Regions from separate parts of the Homo sapiens genome. Here region 1 is linked to region 2. Evidence: chromatin contacts called from ENCODE Hi-C or POLR2A ChIA-PET data. All regions are on one chromosome and are shown on one strand. The core of a region is the stretch at or near the end of the contact, and the rest is flanking DNA. Distances in the headings are between cores, read along the strand shown. Region 1 has its middle 190 kb from the start of EFCAB11. Region 2 overlaps LOC105370617 (a long non-coding RNA gene).

Region 1 (3,277 bases), core at 293-2,792, 140 kb before region 2:
TATATTTCAAAACCCTTAAAAATGTTTCTTTGCTCTTTGACGCACATCTGGGAGTTTATCCTAAGGAAATAATTACAGATGAGGTGAAAAAGCTTTATCTAAGAATGTTCGTGGCAGAATCGTTCATAATTGTGAAACTCAGAAGCAATATAAACATCCAGAAAATTGGAATCTTTTAAAAAAGTTGAACGCTTTAAAAGAGATATAAAAATATATGGTGGACATGAGAAGACTTTTATTTCCATTAAGTAAAAAAAGCAGCACTTTTTTTTTTTAGTGGCAGGGCACAGTGGCTCACACCTATAATCCCAGCACTTTGGGAAGCCGAGGCAGGGGGACCACTTGAGGTCAGGAGTTCGAGACCAGCCTGGCCAACGTAGTGAAACCCTGTCTTTACTAAAAATAAAAAAAAAATTAGCCGGGTGTGGTGGTATGCACCTGTAGTTCCAGCTGCTAGGGCGGCTGAGGCAGGAGAATCATTTGAACCCAGGAGGCAGAGATTGTGGTGAGCCGAGATCGCGCCACTGCCCTCCAGCCTGGGTGACAAGAGTGAAACTTCGTCTCAAAAATATATATAAAATAAAATTAAAAGTAAAATAATTTAAAAAAGCAGTTTAGTGAAAAATGCAGTGTAGACCTGCATTGTGTAATACAATAGCCACCAGCAACGTGAGCACTTAAAATGTGACTAGTCTGGGCCAGGCACAGTGGCTCATGCCTATAATCCCAGCACTTTGGGAGGCTGAGGTGGGTGGACCACCTAAGGTCGGAATTCGAGACCAGCCTGACCAACATGGAGAAACCCAGTCTCTACTAAAAATACAAAATTAGCCGGGCGTGGTGGCACGTGCCTGTAATCCCAGCTACTCGGGAGGCTGAGGCAGGAGAATCGCTTGAACCTGAGAGGAGGAGGTTGTGGTAAGCTGAGATTGTGCCACTGCACTCTAGCCTGGGCAATGAGAGCAAAACTCCGTCTCAAAAAAAAAAAAAAAAATGTGACTAGTCTGAATTGAGAAGTGCTGTAAGTGAAGACTTAATATGGAAATAAAAGAATATAACAATATTTCATTAATTTTTATGTTGATTCAAGGTTGAAATGATAATATTTGGGGCATATTACTAACATTAATTTCCCCTGCTTTTTTTGTACTTTAAAAAAATGTGGCTACTAGAAAAACTTGAAATTTCATATGTGGCTCATATTTATTTTAGGACTTGTGACCACACAGTTTCTGTTACAACTGCTCACTTGCGTTGTAAGTCAAAGCAGCCATAGATGACATAGAAATGAATGGACATCTCCGTGTTCTAATAAAACTTTATTTATAAAAACAGGTAGCCAACCAGGAGGGCAGTAGTTTGCTTAACCGTGGTCTAGACCAGAGTTTCCTAACCTTGGGCCTTTTGACATTTGGGGCTAGGTAATTTGTTGTTGTTGAGGGCTGGCCTGTGCGTTTTAGGATGTTTAGCAGTATCTCTGGCCTCAACCACTAGATGCCAGTATCACCACCTGCCCCAGTTTTGACAACCTAAAATGTCTGCAGACATTGCTGAATGTCTTCTGTGGGGGAAAAATCACCCTGATTGAGAACCACTGGTCTAGCTCATATGATTTTATTTCCGAGAAAACAAAAATTGTGTGCATGTGTAGTGTTCTGGATGGGTACACACCAAGGTGCAGGAGTTACGTGTTTGGTTTTTTTCCCCATCTTTTCATTTTTTGCATTTTCTAAATTAAGCATAGGTTATTTAATATGTAAAAAGGAACAATCGTGGGGCTGCATGTGGTAACTCGGGCCTGTAGTCCCAGCTACTTGGGAGGCTGAGATGGGAGGATCGCTTGAGCCCAGGTGTTCCAGATGCTTCTGGGCAACATAGAGACCCCATTGCAAAAAAAGTAGGGGGATGGGGCAAATAAATAAATAAAACAATTGTGTAGACAAAGAAAGCCAAAAAGACAAAGATAAAATGAGACTCAGAAAGAAATCCACGTGTAGAAAAGAAAGTGAGAGTTGGGGGAGAATGCTACTTCATCCCCAAAAGACAAGTTCTCTACTTGGCCAGGCCCTCAACTGCCACTCCAAGATGTAATATCAAGGGCAGCAGATGTGGTTGGGCCAATGATCTCTGGGTTGATTATGGGTTTGGAAAAATACATCGGCCACACTGGAGTAGGCAGGCCCTCGCCTGGTGTGGTGTAACTATTTACCAAAAGGAAGCAGGCTTGATTTTGATGTACACACCACACCTCCTCAGGTGTAAGGCACACTGGGACCTCCACTGCTTGAGTCCACCAGGGAAAGGAGGAAGTAAGGAGTTAGACAAGATTTCAGAATGAAAAATTGAAACGCTGACTGCACTGAACTACTTCTCACAAAAGCCCAGGCAGTAACATTTTAGCAACTAAAAAATCAGTGCCAATTTACTGATATTTAAAATTCATGTTATTATAAATCAATTATTATTATAAGTAACTTTACTTTGTGCTTGCCATGCACCGGGCAGTGTACCTCATTTAATCTTCCATAATCTTCCTTATAGTGCTGAAAGGTAGGTGCTGTGCTTAGGATAGTTTTCCAGTTGTGGAACCCAGAGCTCGGAGATGGTAAGTTATATGCCTAAGTCCCACAGCTAGCAAGAGATGGAACCAAGGCTGTAGGCCACTCTCTGAGTTGACAAGTCATGCCCTTGTGATCTAAACTACAAGGGTGTACATTTTCTCTTGGGATTCAAGTTCTTATTTTGAAAGAAAAATACATAGCTCCTAAGAATTATGGTTTTTTGGAATTAGTCCTTTCCAGGAAAAAAAAGACTTTGCTCACTGTCATCATTGGTGAGAAGCTAATAAGCATGTCAAGTTCAGGTGTAGTTTGAGCAACTCAGTGAAGAGGTAGAGAGAGGTGAGGCAAAGATCTAGGCAGGAAGTGACCCTGAAAGCTGGGTGGCCTGATACTGGGATCTGGGTGGTGGGTCCATCAGAAAAGGGCCCCAGCCAGTGTCTGGAGAGATTGAGGGCATGACAGAGAGAGACTAGACTCCATAGAGAGGGCACTGGCAAGAGCTGGACAGGCCGCCATCATGGAAGAGGGGTGCTGGGAGGGAAACTGATTCAGAAGTACAATTCTCTGGTATGCAGGCACAGAAGTGCCAAGCAGCAGTCCTACAGCATGACCATGGACATTAACTCACTGACTGCTCTGTGTGGGAGTCGGTCAGCTCCAGAGCGGGGGTGAGGTGGCAGATGAAGGGTAGAGGTGATGCCAGGTGTCTGGAGTAG
Region 2 (3,434 bases), core at 532-3,031:
GTTTTACCGGATAGTAACATTTGCTATTTTAAGGTTCAATACGGTACCTTGTAGGCACTGAAAACCCAAGGGATTTTTCTTGGTGGTGATAACAGCTAGAGATAACATAAATTGCCTCTTATTTTGGTAACGAAGACTTGGCATGTTTTTGGTCACTATGGAGGTATCTTAATATAGTACACTAAAAATATAGGTAATCTATTAGTCCATTTTCATACTGCTATAAAGAATTGCCTGAAAGTGGGTAATTTATAAAGGAAAGAGGTTTGACTGACTCACAGTTCAGCATGGTTAGGGAGGCCTACAGGAAACTTACAGTCATGGCAGAAGGCAAAGAGGAAGCAAGGCACCTTTTTTTACAAGGTGGCAGGAAGGAGAAGTGTCGAGTAAAAGCGGAAGAACCCCTTATAAAACCATCAAATCTTGTGAGAACTCACTCACTAGGACGAGAACAGCATGGGGTAAACTGCCCTCATGATTCAATTACCTTGAATCTTGAGGTCTCTCCCTTCACACGTGGGGATTGTGGGGATTATGGGGATTACAATTCAAGATGAGATTTGGGTGGGGACACAAAACCTAACCATATCAGGTGAAGTATGACACCCGCTGTGTAGCCATTACGAATTTTGATGTATTTTCATAAGATTATTGTTATCATTAGATGAGCATTTGTTGCAAAAACAGAAGAGTTCACACCACTCACCCAACTTCCTGTAATGTTAGTACTCAAATAACCATGACACATTTACCAAAACTAAAAAATTACCACTGATACAGATGATTAACTAAACTACAGACTTCATCTGGAGTTCCCCACCATTTCTTGTGAATGAGAGACTTTAGCACCAATTTGAGCTAGAGGGTCCAAGCAGCCATAGCAGAACTACATTAATTCAGACTGGCTGGGACTAAACATAAAGATGGCTCAAACAAGCTCTAACATCTACCACTTGGCGTGCCAATACTTTGCATGCATGATCTAATTTCATCCTCCACAAAAATCCAGGTTGGGGGAGGGTAGTGGATACTATCACATGCACTTTGCAGATAAGACCGTGGGGCCTGGGATATCAGGCAATATGTGGAAGACAGCTGAGCTGGGAGACAACAGAGCCCAGATGTGAACTAAGACATCTCTGATTCAAAAACCCACGATCACGACCACAATGGCACAGACTGAAGTGCACCTAATCCAGGTGTGATGCAGAGACCGCCTCTTTCCACCAGCAGTCTTGCCCAGGACCCACCTTCCAAAGGTCATCTGGATCAACTGTAGCGGGTGACCATATGTGGGAGGTTGTCCCGTAACAATGACATGCGCCTCTCAATGACACGGGGTGTTCTGTGATGTGTGGAGTCAGTTTCCACCCTCGACACCCCTACCCTGCGTGTCGCAGGAGAAGCCCTCCCGGTCTCCAGCAGCCTCTGCGGCTCTCCTTCCTCCCGGGCTGGGAGTGGGGCGGCTCGCGGCTGGCCTGCTCCGGGGCCAGAGCAGCTGGGAGGGGCGCAGTGCAAACATCCCCACGCGCCTTTTGCTTTTCTTTCCTGAGTGGTTTAAGGCTTAATTAACGTGTGTAAAGTGATCTGAAATGCGGGAATAAAAAGAGCTGGGGAAGTGCAGAGTGTGGATGATTACCTGAGGCGAGACAGCTGAGAAAGGGAGGCCGAGGGAGACAAAGGGGGGTCTGGAGAGGCTGGGAGAGGCCTTCCCGCAGCAGCCAGCTGGTTGGCTGAGAGCCAGATTGGGCTGTTTTTTTGGCAGCGTTCTGCCCCACGCTTTCCTCTCAAGGCCTTCTTCGCAGCCCTGCTTGGTAGTCAGGCCCCAGGATAAATGATTCCTAAAGGGCCTGAGCCAGAACTGAGAAGGGGGTCTGAGAAACACAAGCTGTGGGCCATTCCATGACTGGCTCTGTAGGAGCCGGGGATGAGATGCCGCCCATTAGCCATTATTGCCAAAGCAAGCCCGGGTTTGGTCAACGAAGGAATAAATGTGATAGATATCAGAGAGACAAAGGAATCAAAGTGAGTTTTGTCCATTCCTCTTGACAAGCATAGATTCATAGGACTGATTTAGTGCTGTCACCGCTGAGGCAATAAATCCCTTATAAAATGGTGGGTAAAAGTAATGACATCCAAGTCACGTGTGATTTCACCATCTCCTAAGCCTGCGTTAGTGAAAGGGTGAGGCTATCGGTTTCATGGGGAATGTTAAGGCTTGTGACTTCATAGGGTGAAGACGGGTGGCATTTTATTGCAATTGGAAGCATACAAAGAAGCAAGTGGAAAATCTTTCTTTCAGTATAACCTGATACCACCTATATCTAGAAAGCTGGAGAGTGTTCCGGGGATCTTCCCAGTACAGTGAGGATTTCGGTGCATCCCTGTGTGTATATAAACGGTGGCGATATATACAGCCTATTCTAAACTGTTTATGATGATAGAGGGGAAAAAAGTTTGTTTGGATAATCCAAAGTTTATACTGGGCTTTCATCGTGTTTTAACGTTGTGCTTGGGCTGATAGTTGCGTAGTTATCCATCTTCTGAGCCTGCAAACCGAGGATGGGGCTACTGGTGGCACCCAAGCTTGGCAATCCAAGTGAAGAGAAGGATCCTCGCTTCCCCTGGCTTCAGTTAGGGAACTTCAGAGGACCCTAATTGTCCTGGCATGGGGTCAAGTGTCCAGCATGCTGTCAAGTGCCCACCCTGGGCTCAATCCTGCTGTTCCCACTCAACACCAGGACCATGGCGTGGAATGAGAAATCCCCCCAAAAGGAGCCAGGTTGCCACCCCGCTTTGTGTCTACTGCAACTGGGTAGTTAAAGTGGCCAGAAGACACTGTTGTCCTCAGCCTGTTGCAGGGGCAGCCAGGACCCCCCCGTAGTTATCCACTGTGTTCTTTTCTAGGCATTGCACTTCTGATGGATTCCTCCGAGAGTTGTGTCTGTGTGGTGCCTTTGGTGTGTGTAACATCACACATCACCCATGGATCACTGAAGGGTCATCTGAAGCCACCAACGATGAATTCCTTCAGGTCTGCATCTGAACTAGGATAATAATTACCTCCTAATAAGTCACCCTGCCTTCTGATATCTACAACATTTTGGATCGAAATCATCCTCCATACACTTTCTAGAATTATCCTGGTAAAACACAGTCTTTTACAATGTGATGGTTAATTTTATGTGTCAGCTTGACTGGGCCATGGGGTGTCCACATATTTGGGTAACCATTATTCTGGGTGTGTCTGTGAGGGTGTTTTTCAGATAAGAGTAACATTTGAGGCCAGGTGCAGTGGCTCAGGTCTATAATCCCAGCACTTCAGGAGGCCGAAGTGGCCAGGAGTTTGAGACCAGCCTAGCCAACATGGCGTAACCCCATCTCCACTAAAAATACAAAAATAAGCCGGGCATGAGGGCACACATCTGTAATCC

The links. A loop is a pair of places that touch in the nucleus more often than their neighbours do. ChIA-PET counts read pairs that join two places held with the same protein, here RNA polymerase II (POLR2A). Pooled maps may share reads with other maps.
Region 1: a loop to region 2 is called in a map of heart left ventricle, with 2.1 times the contacts of the local background. The contact joins two enhancer-like sites. A Hi-C loop is called at or near these places in 18 of 168 maps with a recorded cell type or tissue (B cell, CD4-positive, alpha-beta T cell, CD4-positive, alpha-beta memory T cell and 12 more), 37 of 37 single-sample maps with no recorded cell type and 23 of 50 pooled maps. POLR2A ChIA-PET finds 5 or more read pairs at or near these places in 12 of 52 experiments (CD4-positive, alpha-beta T cell, OCI-LY7, activated B cell and 6 more).

The regions. Positions count from the first base shown.
Region 1 is chr14:89,766,181-89,769,457 of GRCh38, reverse strand. No RefSeq gene overlaps it. Among named protein-coding and RNA genes, the nearest start is that of EFCAB11, 190 kb to the left of the region's middle. RefSeq lists enhancers at 1,167-1,216, 2,006-2,275. Within about 2 kb of position 1,542, at least 3 of the 41 ENCODE cell types and tissues checked have a DNase peak (open chromatin) inside an H3K27ac peak, as active enhancers do; they include B cell, where a contact is called at or near this core.
Region 2 is chr14:89,623,663-89,627,096 of GRCh38, reverse strand. All of the region lies in intron 1 of LOC105370617 (a long non-coding RNA gene), which reads right to left. Among named protein-coding and RNA genes, the nearest start is that of FOXN3-AS2, 49 kb to the right of the region's middle. RefSeq lists enhancers at 248-307, 979-1,552. Within about 2 kb of position 1,781, at least 10 of the 41 ENCODE cell types and tissues checked have a DNase peak (open chromatin) inside an H3K27ac peak, as active enhancers do; they include B cell, where a contact is called at or near this core.